3 separate regions of the Homo sapiens genome follow, and regions 1 and 2 are each linked to region 3. A link is a contact called in ENCODE Hi-C or POLR2A ChIA-PET data. All regions are on one chromosome and are shown on one strand. The core of a region is the stretch at or near the end of the contact, and the rest is flanking DNA. Distances in the headings are between cores, read along the strand shown. Region 1 has its middle 60 kb from the start of SMNDC1. Region 2 holds the start of DUSP5-DT (DUSP5 divergent transcript). Region 3 holds the start of GSTO2 (glutathione S-transferase omega 2).

What was found. A loop is a pair of places that touch in the nucleus more often than their neighbours do. ChIA-PET counts read pairs that join two places held with the same protein, here RNA polymerase II (POLR2A). Pooled maps may share reads with other maps.
Region 1: POLR2A ChIA-PET joins it to region 3 with 14 read pairs in RWPE1. The contact joins the enhancer-like site here to the promoter of GSTO2 in region 3. POLR2A ChIA-PET finds 5 or more read pairs at or near these places in 2 of 52 experiments (B cell and RWPE1).
Region 2: a loop to region 3 is called in a pooled map, with 11 times the contacts of the local background. The contact joins the promoter of DUSP5-DT here to the promoter of GSTO2 in region 3. A Hi-C loop is called at or near these places in 8 of 50 pooled maps.

What each region holds. Positions count from the first base shown.
Region 1 is chr10:110,362,816-110,366,572 of GRCh38, reverse strand. No RefSeq gene overlaps it. Among named protein-coding and RNA genes, the nearest start is that of SMNDC1, 60 kb to the right of the region's middle. RefSeq lists an enhancer at 1,633-1,812. Within about 2 kb of position 2,377, at least 7 of the 41 ENCODE cell types and tissues checked have a DNase peak (open chromatin) inside an H3K27ac peak, as active enhancers do.
Region 2 is chr10:110,494,949-110,498,970 of GRCh38, reverse strand. It overlaps DUSP5-DT (DUSP5 divergent transcript), which reads left to right and starts at 2,489. Exons shown (of 2, transcript NR_187547.1): 1 at 2,489-2,583. DUSP5 (dual specificity phosphatase 5) reads right to left here and starts at 1,064. Exons shown (of 4, transcript NM_004419.4): 1 at 471-1,064. The coding sequence starts at 849. RefSeq lists silencers at 338-607, 728-787, 858-997, 1,008-1,537 and an enhancer at 2,019-2,542.
Region 3 is chr10:104,267,934-104,271,456 of GRCh38, reverse strand. GSTO2 (glutathione S-transferase omega 2) reads right to left here and starts at 2,273. Exons shown (of 7, transcript NM_183239.2): 1 at 2,188-2,273. MIR4482 (microRNA 4482) reads left to right here and starts at 3,052; the gene lies at 3,052-3,121. It overlaps LOC124902497 (a long non-coding RNA gene), which reads left to right and starts at 2,540. Exons shown (of 2, transcript XR_007062284.1): 1 at 2,540-2,904. RefSeq lists enhancers at 2,394-2,733, 2,784-2,953, 2,964-3,023.

The sequences.
Region 1 (3,757 bases), core at 1,128-3,627, 6.1 Mb before region 3:
CTGTGGCCTTTCCTGATGCCCTAATCCTTGGATGAATAGTCCCTTCTAGAGCCACCAGCCTTGGCAGCCCTGGGTCATCTGCCACGCTCCACCTCCCAGCCGGGTCCTGGGAAGCTGAGGAGGAGACGGAGGTGTGAGAACAGCAAGAAAAAAGTCTAGCCAGGCTAGACCCAGGCTAGGCCCTAGTGGTTCCCTTTGTCTCAGGGCAGCCCAGGCCTAAGATGCCAGGGCTTGGGGAGGCCTTGGATGCCAACAGCCCCATGCCAAGAGCTTCATCTTCCTCACGGAAGGTTCCTGGCTTTAGTCCAGGCTCTGCCCAGCCCACTCCTATTCCTTCAGGCTCTGAGTTCAACGGTGATACTATTCACAAGCAGACTTCTGTTTTCTTGTGAAAGTTAAAAAAGATACCAAGCTGTCAAAAAGACTTTTTCAACACCCAGTTCCTGCTGGGTGAAGGGTGCAAGAAGAGGGTCTTTCATGTCTTACTGCATGATGAAATGCCAAACACAGGATTCTAATTCATCCTTGGGGTGAAAAAAGAAGATTCTCCCTTGGGGTGGCTAAGAGGCCCAGCTCTCCAAAGAGAAAGCAGCTCACCTCTAAAGCCCCTGCATCATTTCCCATAAAGAACAGGACAGTTTTGAGTCAGCCACAAACATGTCATCACACATTGAGCATCTATGTGTGTGTCGGGAACACGCAACAGCAGGAATTCCACTAGCAATAATAACATTATTAAGTGCTCATTGCCTCTCAGGCAGTCTGTTGGGTCTTTACATATATCATCTCATTTAATCCTCATAGCATGAGGAAAGTAATTCACCATTCCCATTTTACAGATGAGGAAACCGAAGCTTAGAGGTTCTATAGCTGGTAAGCAGCAGAACTGGGATCTGAATTCTGGTCTGACTTCAGAGTCTAAGCTCTTAGCCATGAAACCAGCATTCTCATAGCAGAGTCCAGGAACCACATGCTGAGGATCTCCCCATAATGCTTGATAAAAACGCAGCATCCTGGCTGGGCTTACGGAATCAGAACATCAGGGAATGGGGCCAGGAGGCTGCCATTGGCAATCTTTCCAGATGGTTCTGATGCACGGAATGTTTGAAATCCCTCACACTGTGCTGTACTGTCCACTAAGTTGGGAGAAGGGGACATTGCGTGGGGGGTAGGCGGGGAGGGAGCATCAGGTGAGAAGGCCCCAAACAGCATACGGTACTGCATGATGCACTAAGGATTTGGAATTACTTCCGTTAAAAGAGCATCCCTTGGAAAGCTGCCCCAGTGCCTGGCGGCTGTCCTCACACTCTGCCTGCATTAGCTGAGGCCTAACCAGTGAGCTACCCAGCCCCAGGCCTGAGCTGTCCAGGCCCACACAAGAGTCCTCACAGGGACAATGTTCCTATTGCCAGGACTGTCGCTAACTCATCCTGAGGATAACTCTGCTTCCAACCCTCCCTAATTCCTCCATTGAGCAGCTGCCCTCAGAAGTCTCCTCTCTTTCCCCTTGCTGCAGACCTCATCTCTACCTGCCGGAATTCTCAGCACTGCTCTTCTTACTAGGTAACTAGCCCTGAGATGAGGCTTCACTAGAGCTAGTGGCAGCGATTTTCTGGGTGGGGTGTTGGGTGGTACTGCCATCTTCTGAGGCACAGAAATAGAAAAGGGAGGCATGTGGCCAGGTTCCAAGTGATCCACGACAAGCCACACAGGCCCTTCTGACTCACTGAGGCAGCAGCAGGTGGCCTTTGAGAAACAGTGAGACAGAACAGTCCCTTCTGGCCTGGAAATGCCAGCAGGTGGGGGTGGGGGCAGGCTGCTGCTAAGATCTGGGGTTCATTTTACCCCTCTGCAGACTCCACAACCTGTTTCTGCCCCATCATCTCCCTGGGAAACGTGTGGGACCCACTTACTTGCAACCCACACACCCTCAGGGCTGTGACTCAACTGGCACTCACGGCAGCCTTCAATATTATTTTTAACCTGACTTCACCTGATTTGTGGGGGGTGGGGTGGGGACCAGATTTGCCTAGAAAACTCCACTAATAGGGCTGGTCCAAGCCGAAAAGGAAGGAGACAAAGTCTTCTTTCCAGCACCTCGAAGAGCCTTTCCCCTGCGTGAACCTGAGAGAAAGAGGCCGGGTCGGCCTACGAAATGGGCGCCAGGAAAATCATCCACAAACTGATGTGCATTCACTGCCTCTTTTTTCTGGCTCACCTGTCTGGCCATGTTTTGTCTTGGGATGACTCCTCGCATCCTATGTTGACAACACCTGGCCAGAAGGGAAGGCAGCCCTAAGCCCGGGGAGCTTCAGAGATGGCAGCCTACACGCAGGCCGGAAGCACCCCAGATGCCTCTCGCATCTGCCAGCGGAAGTCTCCACCTCTTCCGCCCACCATGCCCTTCCTGCATATGTTCCCGAGGATCAGGGGAAGGCCTGCAGATGAGCGGTTGGTCTGTTTGGCATTGGCTGAGCCACACGGCAAGTCTTGTTCATTCTCCATCTGGCTGTCTCTGTGAACTTTGCACTGAACTCTTTCCAGCTGCGTCGGCGGCAGCTCTCCTGCCAGGAGGACCCAGTGCCAGGGAGAACAGAATAATTGCCTCTCGTGTTGTGCATGCAGAGCCTTCATTAACGTGTCCCCGGAGTGGCATTTGCAGCCCTCTGTCACAGCAGCCTGCCATTGAATACCACAAAACTCATCACCCTCAGATTCTCCACTGTCTTGAAAGAGCCAGTTAGCCCTTTGTTTCTTCGAGCTGCTTTGGCTCATTCGGAAAGTCATGTCGGTGTCCCTGTTATTATTTACATAGAGGAGGTTTCTCTGTTGTCTTGCTCACCAAATAGCGCATGTAAGTGGCCTGGCCCAGTCACTCTTGTTTTCTTCCTTTTTGACACAAGGAAGCCATGCTTCTAAGGAGACAGGTGACAAAGAGTGTGGGGTGGAGGGGCACAAGTAGAAATCAAAAGTCATGGCATTTAGTCTTGGTGCTGGGTTTTAGTCGTGGTGCTGCCATTGGTGAGGTGTGTAACCTTGGGCAAAACTACACATTTCCAAATGTCATTTTCTTCCTGTACAAAATAAGGGGTTGGCATTGACACACGGATTCACAGAATCTTTGAGCACTTCTCATCTACCTGTCATTTTTATAGATAAGTAAGCAGGCCCAGAGTGGCCATTCAACTAACCCAAGATCATGTAGCTAACTAGTGTTAAGACTTGGGACCCAGCATTCAGACCTTCTACCTCCTGGATTTGGGTGGGATTGGATGAAAGAGGGAAACTTTTTAAGAGAGCCAAGGCACAGTGACGGGATTACACTCTCTGTGCATGCAGAGAAGTATGTAGGGGTGACTTTTCCTTCACATCAAATATTCCAGGGTTTAGAATAGTAGTTCTATCCACCCCAGGGCAATTTCATCCCTTAGGGGACATATTTGGTTGTCATAGTTGGGGTGGCCGAGGAGAGAAGGGGAAAAATTCCACTGGCATCTAGCAGAGACTAGAATACTACAATACACAGGGCAGCTCCCACAACAGAGAATGATCCAGTCCAAAATCTCAACAGTGCTGCGGTAGAGAGCCCAGTTAGACACAAGCCCCCTTCTCTACTGCCAGTATTCTCTAGAATTTTAAACATTCTTGCTTTCTTACCTTCAGTCACAAAAGCACTATTTTTTTTTTTGCTGATTTTGTTACTGATGTTGGTTTTAAAAATATGATTTTTTTTCTTGAGTATACAAATTACCCAACT
Region 2 (4,022 bases), core at 1,240-3,739, 6.2 Mb before region 3:
CGGTGAAGACCACAGCTGGCTAGGCGGGAGGAAGGGGGGCACCACGGCGCCACACCAAGGGAGAGTGGATCGCGACCTGCTGATCCCGCCAGATCAGTCTATCAGGAAGGCCCCGAGCCCTGACCCCAGCGACAGCGGCGAAGCTCGCGTCTGGAAAGGGGGCTCGTGCCCGGCACGAGCCGACGGCCCCCAAACTGCTAAACAGCAGCAGCCCCCGCAGCATAACCAACTCCACCCAGACCACCGGGCAGACCCGCTGCCGGGCGCTTTCGAGGAACGCGGGTGGGGAAGAGGGGGAGCTCTGAGTGCTGACATTTGCAGTGCCCTCCCAAGCGCACAACAAGCCACAGGGTGCAGACTCCTGCAGGTGGTGACTCTCCCGGTCCCAGGGTGTAGGAGGGCGCCCCGGCGCAGGGAGGGGACCCGGGGGCGCCGGAGGGGCGAGCGTGGCAGGGACCCCGAGCGCTCACCTTTGAGGAAGTAGACCCGCGGGCCGGCGGGTAGGCAAGCGAGTAGCGAGGTGAGGACGACACGCGCGGCGCTCTCCTCTCGCAGCTTCTGCCAGTGGCGGCTGCCCTGGTCCAGCACCACCACGGCCGCGACGCCGCCGCCGCCCTCCTGCAGGAGCCGCGCGCGCGCCGCCTCGTCGGGCAGCACGTAGCGCGCCGACACCGCGCCGCCCCGGGCCCGCCGCAGCACCACCGAGTTGAGGTTGACGTTGAGCGAGCCGCGCACGTTCGAGGCAGCGAAGGCCAGATAGGGCCGGCAGTCGAGCACCACGCAGCGCGCCGCCGCCTCCTTGCGGAGCATCTTGCGCAGCTGGCGCCCGTCGAGCGACGTGACCTTCATGCCGCCGCCGCCGCCGGCCAGCGGCCCCGCGCCGCGCGCCCCGCGGGTGCCCACGGCCAGGGTGTCCACGGCCAGGGTGTCCGCGGGCGAGGCACGGGAGGGCGACCCGCGGGGCTGCGGCCGCGACGGAGCCCGGCGCCCGAGCGGCGGCGCAACTCCGCGTTCCCGCCCCGCTCGCTCGATAGCCAGCCCGGCCGCTCGCCGCCCTAGAAGCCGGGGATTCCGCCGGCCGCGCAGCGTTTTATGTGAATGAGTGCCGTCCGTGACGCGGCTGCCCATATAAGGCCAAATATGGGTGTTTCCCCGCCCCTCGGGCCGTGGCCACGCCCTGCAGGGGGCGGGGCAGCGGGGGCGAGGGACGCGCGGGGCGGGTGCCGGCGTTAGAGCGAGAGGAAGTGGAAGGCGCCTCTTCGTTCTCTCTTCCGCGCTTCGCTGAGGGACTCACTCGCGCATCACCCGCGGCTGCCGGTCGAGTGTCCCAGGCGCTCCGGGGCCGCGGTGACCCTCGCGGTGCGGACCGAGGAGGAAGCGCCGTGGGGGGCGGGGCGGCGCCGCACGATCCGGCCTTCAGCTTCACGGACGTGGGCTGAGAACCCGCCCGCGCCGCGCTGAGCAGGGCCGAGGGAGCCGGCCAGGGCCCCAGAGGAGTCCGGAACGGATTCCCGTCGCTACCGAGGTCTGCGCGTGTAAGGAGAGGACGTCGGAGATTTGCCTCGAGGGGTGGGGTATAGATGACTGGAGAGGTCAGGCGCGGGTTGGTCATCGCTGAGGCTGGGTGATGGGTGGCCGGATTCGTTATACTGTTTTCTCCACTTTTCTGTATGTTTGATATTTTTCATAATAAAGTTTGTAAAAGTAAAAACGGGGGTTGGGGGTCGGCGGTGAGAATAGCCATTTAATCTTCCTAAATGGATTCTGCCCTCAAAGGATTGACGCTCTTTTCTCTGTCACTCTCCAATAATGATTAGAATAATAAGTTGTATTTTGAGGAGCTGTTTTCTGGTCCCGGGGAGACCCTTGGTGAACTCAGCAGTACCATCAGCATGTATCCCACGATGGAGCTCAGTTCAGCCAACTGTTGTCCAGGTGGCTTCTGGATTTGGGGGATTATCTATGGATCAAGTTTAATCTCAGGCTGTCTGCCCCCACCGGTCCCCAGGGGCTTCAGGCCTCCCACCCCTATTCCTGGGGAAGCAGACACAATTCACCCATTCAGCAAGCATTTATTGAGGGTCAGCCGTGTGCCAGGGCTTTGCTAGCTGCGGGGACACATGGATGGAAACAGGTTTCTGCCCCCAAGCTCACTGCCAACCATTTTATTGTTAGCCTGGCTGGGACTGCTTGATGGAAAACAGTCTGCCCGCACTAGACAAGGGCTTGTTGACAACTGACATAAGGGAATGAGGTTTTCAGAAGGAAGCAGAGATCAAATTTTGAAATCAGATGCAATCAAATCAGACACCAGGACAGCCAGCATTGCCTCTGGGTCACAGATGCATCCACCCAAAGGCGCTGTCCTCGCCTTGCCAGTGGGGTCTTGGTGAAGACGTGATGCGGGGGCCTTCTTTCTTTTTGTGGTTATCTGTGCCAGCCTTCCCTGCAGGCTGCTCTTCCTCTAGCACGTTCTGTTTCTGTTACCGGCTCTTTCCACCCCCGGCATCTCCGCCTAGAGCCACACACATACGCGGAGCACCCACGTGGGCCAGGCTTTGTTTTGGGGCTGGCGGCACCAACGTGAGTAAGACTTATACTCAGCCCCAGCTGCCCCCAGCCCAGAGGGAAGGGGAAGGCCTGTAGTCCGTGGGGAAGAGCGCCCAGTAGGGGTGTGGCAGGGTGGGGCGTGGGCTGGAGAAGGCCTCCCGAGGAGAGGAGAGCTGAGGCCAACTCCGAGGAATGAATTGTAAGCCAGGCTGCGAAGCAGGAGGGGAGATTCCAGGCAGAGGAAACTGCTTGGGGTAAAGAAAACAAAAAACGCAACCCCCCCAGCATGGTGCGTACTGGAGGTATGTGGGAGACTAAGGCCCTTCTGGTATTTATTAGCAGATTAAGCAGGGTCAGGCAACAGAGGGCCTTGTGCTGTTTTGAGTCATTTGGGTCTTAGTCTTTGGCCGGGCAGTCCCCAACGAGGGATCTTACTCAGTGACAAGATCCGGATAGCATTTGGGAACATCGCTGAGGCGGCTCTGTGCGGGATCGGTGCTTTATTTGAGAGTGGTGGTGGGGTCCGGAGTCTGGGGGATGGATGGGAGGATTTCATGGGTAATCTAGACATGAGCTGATATGGACTTGCCAGAACTTGGCAGTGACAGCAGCTATGGGGAGGCCATAGGAATGGGAGCACATTGAGGAAGTGAGATGCTGGGAGGGGTGAGATGGGGAGAGAGAACTGGAGAGGGACACCAAAGATTTTTTTGTTTCCGGATTTTTTTTTTTTAGATAGGTTCTCGGGCCGGGCGCGGTGGCTCACGCCTGTAATCCTAGCACTTTGGGAGGCGGAGGCAGGCGGATCACCTGAGGTCGGGAGTTCGAGACCAGCCTGACCAACATGGAGAAACCCCGTCTCTACTAACAATACAAAAAAATTAGCCGAGCATGGTGGCGCATGCCTATAATCTCAGCTACTTGGGAGGCTGAGGCAGGAGAATCGCTTGAACCTGGGAGGCGGAGGTTGCAGTGAGCCGAGATCGCGCCATTGCACTCCAGCCTGGGCAACAAAAGCGAAACTCGGTCTCAAAAAAAAAAAGCTTGTTCTCACTATGTCGGCCAGGGTGGGCTCAAACTCCTGGCCTCAAGTAATCCTCCCACCTCAGCCTCCTAAAGTGCTGGGATTGAGCCACCACACCCGGTTAGCATTTTTCTTTTCTTTTTCTTTTTTTAGGACAGAGTCTCGCTCTGTCGCCCAGGCGGGAGTGCAGTGGCGTGATCTCGGCTCCCAGGTTCAAGCAATTCTTCTGCCTCAACCTCCTGAGTAGCTGGGATTGCAGGCACACACCACTACGCCCAGCTAATTTTTGTATTTTTAGTAGAGACGGGGTTTCACCATGTTGATCAGGCTGGTCTCGAACTCCTGACCTTGTGCTCCGCCCACCTTGGCCTCCCAAAGTGCTGGGATTACAGGTATGACCCATGAGCCACTACCCCTGGCCAACACCATAGTTTTTAACCTTTAGATA
Region 3 (3,523 bases), core at 1,024-3,523:
ATCAAATAGTCCAGGGCATCGTCAGTATAGTAAGAGCTCAGTATACGTCAAAGTTAATGACAAACGCTAGTGAGTAAGAACACATTTTAAATAGCAGAGTGCATTCCAATTTTGTATCCACAAAGATGAAGCACACTGTGATTCGGCTTTGCCAAGCATATTAGAATTAAAGTTCAACTCACAATACTTATTTCACCAGTTACCAGTTTAATGCCAATTGAATGGGCTGAATGCTGCAGACTCCATTTCAGTAATGTGGTTTTTAATCTTACCTCTGAACACTATACTTTCCCTAGAAAGATTTTAACCTTAAGCTTATCCCTACTTTCTTTTGAATACCCAACAGGTACTTCTTTGAAATCCTCTTTGCAAACTTTCCTTCTATGTTATTTCATGTTTATACCTTTATTATACTGACCCACTCAATCATGAAACAAATTGTAAGTAGACCATATTAAACCTACTCCAAATCCATTTTCAGCCACCTGAAATATGATCGGATCTGCTTTGAAAATGTTTGGATCTTCGGTCATGGGTGATTAACGACTTAAGCCTTCTAGGAAAATAATGCCACCAAAGAAATAGCTTACACTCTATTTACATGCATTTGTTTTGAGAAGAGGAACTGTGGTTTGCATTCGGCAACTTTTCAAAATTTTTTGTCACGCCATCTCTTGATAGTAGCAGAAACTGGACTGGAGTACATTCCTCTTAATAAGTTAGAAGCCTAATTTATATGAAAGATTATATTACTGGGTGTTCCCTTATTGTCCAATGAGTTCAAAAAGTGAGATACGTTAGGTAAAAGGTTCTATTCTCAAATGTGCTTATATTCAGGAAAAATTTCATATTCCCAATTGGGAAATCAGGGTCAAATGAGGCTATCTTTTTAACTACTTGATTCTGCTTCCCTATCCCTATTTCTCTCTACAACTTGAGGAATCAAAGAAAAAAAAAACTTTTTAAATAAATATTTGGTATAATAACATTTGAATAAGTAAAGGCAAATTGTCAAGATCCTGAAATCAGGAAAAGTCAAATAATTTGTAAAATCAAAACCACTGAGTTTGGAAAAGGAACATTATTAACTCATTAACTCCTGTTAAATCCCACGAATAATGGTGTGGTCAAAAAGGCAGATACAGGCCGGGCGCGGTGGCTCACGCCTGTAATCCCAGCGATTTGGGAGGCTGAGGCGGGCGGATCACGAGGTCAAGAGATCGAGACCATCCTGGCTAACACGGTGAAACCCCGTCTCTACTAAAAATACAAAAAATTAGCCGGGCGCGGTGGCGGGCGCCTGTAGTCCCAGCTACTTGGGAGGCTGAGGCAGGAGAATGGCGTGAACCCGGGAGGCGGAGCTTGCAGTGAGCCGAGATCGCGCCACTGCAGTCCGGCCTGGGCAGAACAGCGAGACTCCGTCTCAAAAAAAAAAAAAAAAGGTAGATACTATCCTCTGTCAGAGCTGTTGGATAAAGAGACTGGAAAAATAGCACATATAAATTCATCTCACGAACGGTCTTACTGTAAGAGTTCAGGCTAGATTCGAATCTCTTCAATATTTATTAGCTGGGTGACCTTGGGCAAATGACAACAACTTTCGGGTGTTCTTATATGTAATTCGTAGCTAATAGTACCAGTACATTATGTGGTTTGCGAAGGTTTCATTCAGAAACTGGATGAGAAATATTGAATGCTTAGCATGTGTCTGATACATAGTAAGTGTTCAACATTAGCTATTATTATTTTATGATTATTTCAATGTAGCAGGGAAGACTTTTCACAGTTTTCACAAAGACAGCACATTCCCAGAAACCAAATTCCCCTGCTTGCCAGTGCCTTAAACACGTAAACACGTGGGACTCGTGGTGTCCCACGCAAGGCTGAGAACTGGTTATCTGGGGTGGTCTCTGCCTGTTTCCAGCCAAATCAGAAAAAATAAGAACACCTTAATTAAAGGTATGCGGTTTAAAGACCTGTTCTTTATTCTTAGGCTGCACTTTGTTGGATGTGAAATTCTTTGATGCAACAGTGGCCAAGGCTAAATAGGATTTCTCGTAAAGTGTTAGGCAAAAGTTAAAGTTGGCAAGCCTACTGTGGGCCCCGAAATTCGTGAAAACCCCAGGAAACAGAATTGACCTCAAACCCCTCTTCCCTTCCAATACAACGCAGGCCGAACGGACCCACCGGTGGCGGTGAGAGAGGTCCCGCGAGAGACCTCCGGGAACTCGGGCAACCGGACCAGGATTGGCGGCGGCAGCAGCAGCAAGGAGGCGGGGCCTAGACGGGGCCTGCCCCTCGCACGTGATCCTACCCGCCAACTAGCCCCGGCGCCCAGAGCATCAGCCAATCCTCAAAGCTTTGGAAGTACCTGCCCAGCAGTGCGGCTGAGCCAATGGGCGGCCTCCTTACAGGCTCCTGGAGATCGGGATTCGCGGGTCCTGCCGGCGCCGGTGGCTGACGAAAGAGGAACCGGTAGTGGTTGGCTGTGGGACCCCGGCACCCGGCTCCGCACCTGAGGGGAAATCCGCTGGAAAGCACTAGGGCCAAGCGGCTCCGGTAGGCGCGCGGCAGCAGAGGTGGTCCGCCGCCGGCAGCCGGGGCTTTGGTGGCCGCTGAAGGTTTGCGGCAGGAGGCCTTTGTGAAGTCAGTCGGCTCCAGGTCGCCCTCCGGATGCGGTCCCCACACCGCCTGCGTCACCTGGGTTGAGGGGCTCATTTGAAATACAGACTTCGCTACCCACCCCAGCCTGCTGAATCGGAAATGCAGCGGTGAGCCATAGGTGATTATTATGCACCCTTAAATTTAAGAATTAGTCATTCGGAGGTTTCTCTCAATGGCGAACTTGAAAATAAGTTCAGGAAACCAGACAATTGGAGCGGACCGACAGCCCTGATTCCAATGGTAAGAGCAGTGCGCTGGGTGTGATCTTTCTGCCAGCACCTTAAGGCCTCACTTAACCTCGGGACCTTAGTTGCATCATCTATAGAATGAAATGATTGCTCTCCGACCTACCTTCTCGTGGTGGTGATGTGATAATAAAAATTGAATAGTGAGCAACCCAGTGGGCTATGGAAATGTGTGGAAGATGGCATTTCTATTTCTCAGTGGGGCTCTTACCTATTACTCATCAACCTTGTAGGCAGAATTGACTGATGCAGCCTACACAGTATTTAATTACATAAATGGGACACCACCTATGTGCCCAACATGGGATTTGATAGGAAGGATTTGAAGGGGTTAGAGACAGGGAGACCAAATAGGAGTCTGCCCAGCCACCCAGCTTTCGGGTAATGTGCGTCTGGTCTTCAGGGCCAACAATAGAGAGAATGTGAAATTAAGTTGATGATGGAAATGAAAGAAGGAGGAATTGAAAGCTTCTCAACTAAGAAACCAGAAGACAAGCAACAAGAGAGCATCTCATGAAATCACACAACAGGGTAACTGAGTGGGTATTTCCTGTGAGCAGTTATAAAGTTAGATTGTGGACGGGTACGGTGGCTCATGCCACTTTGGGAGGCCG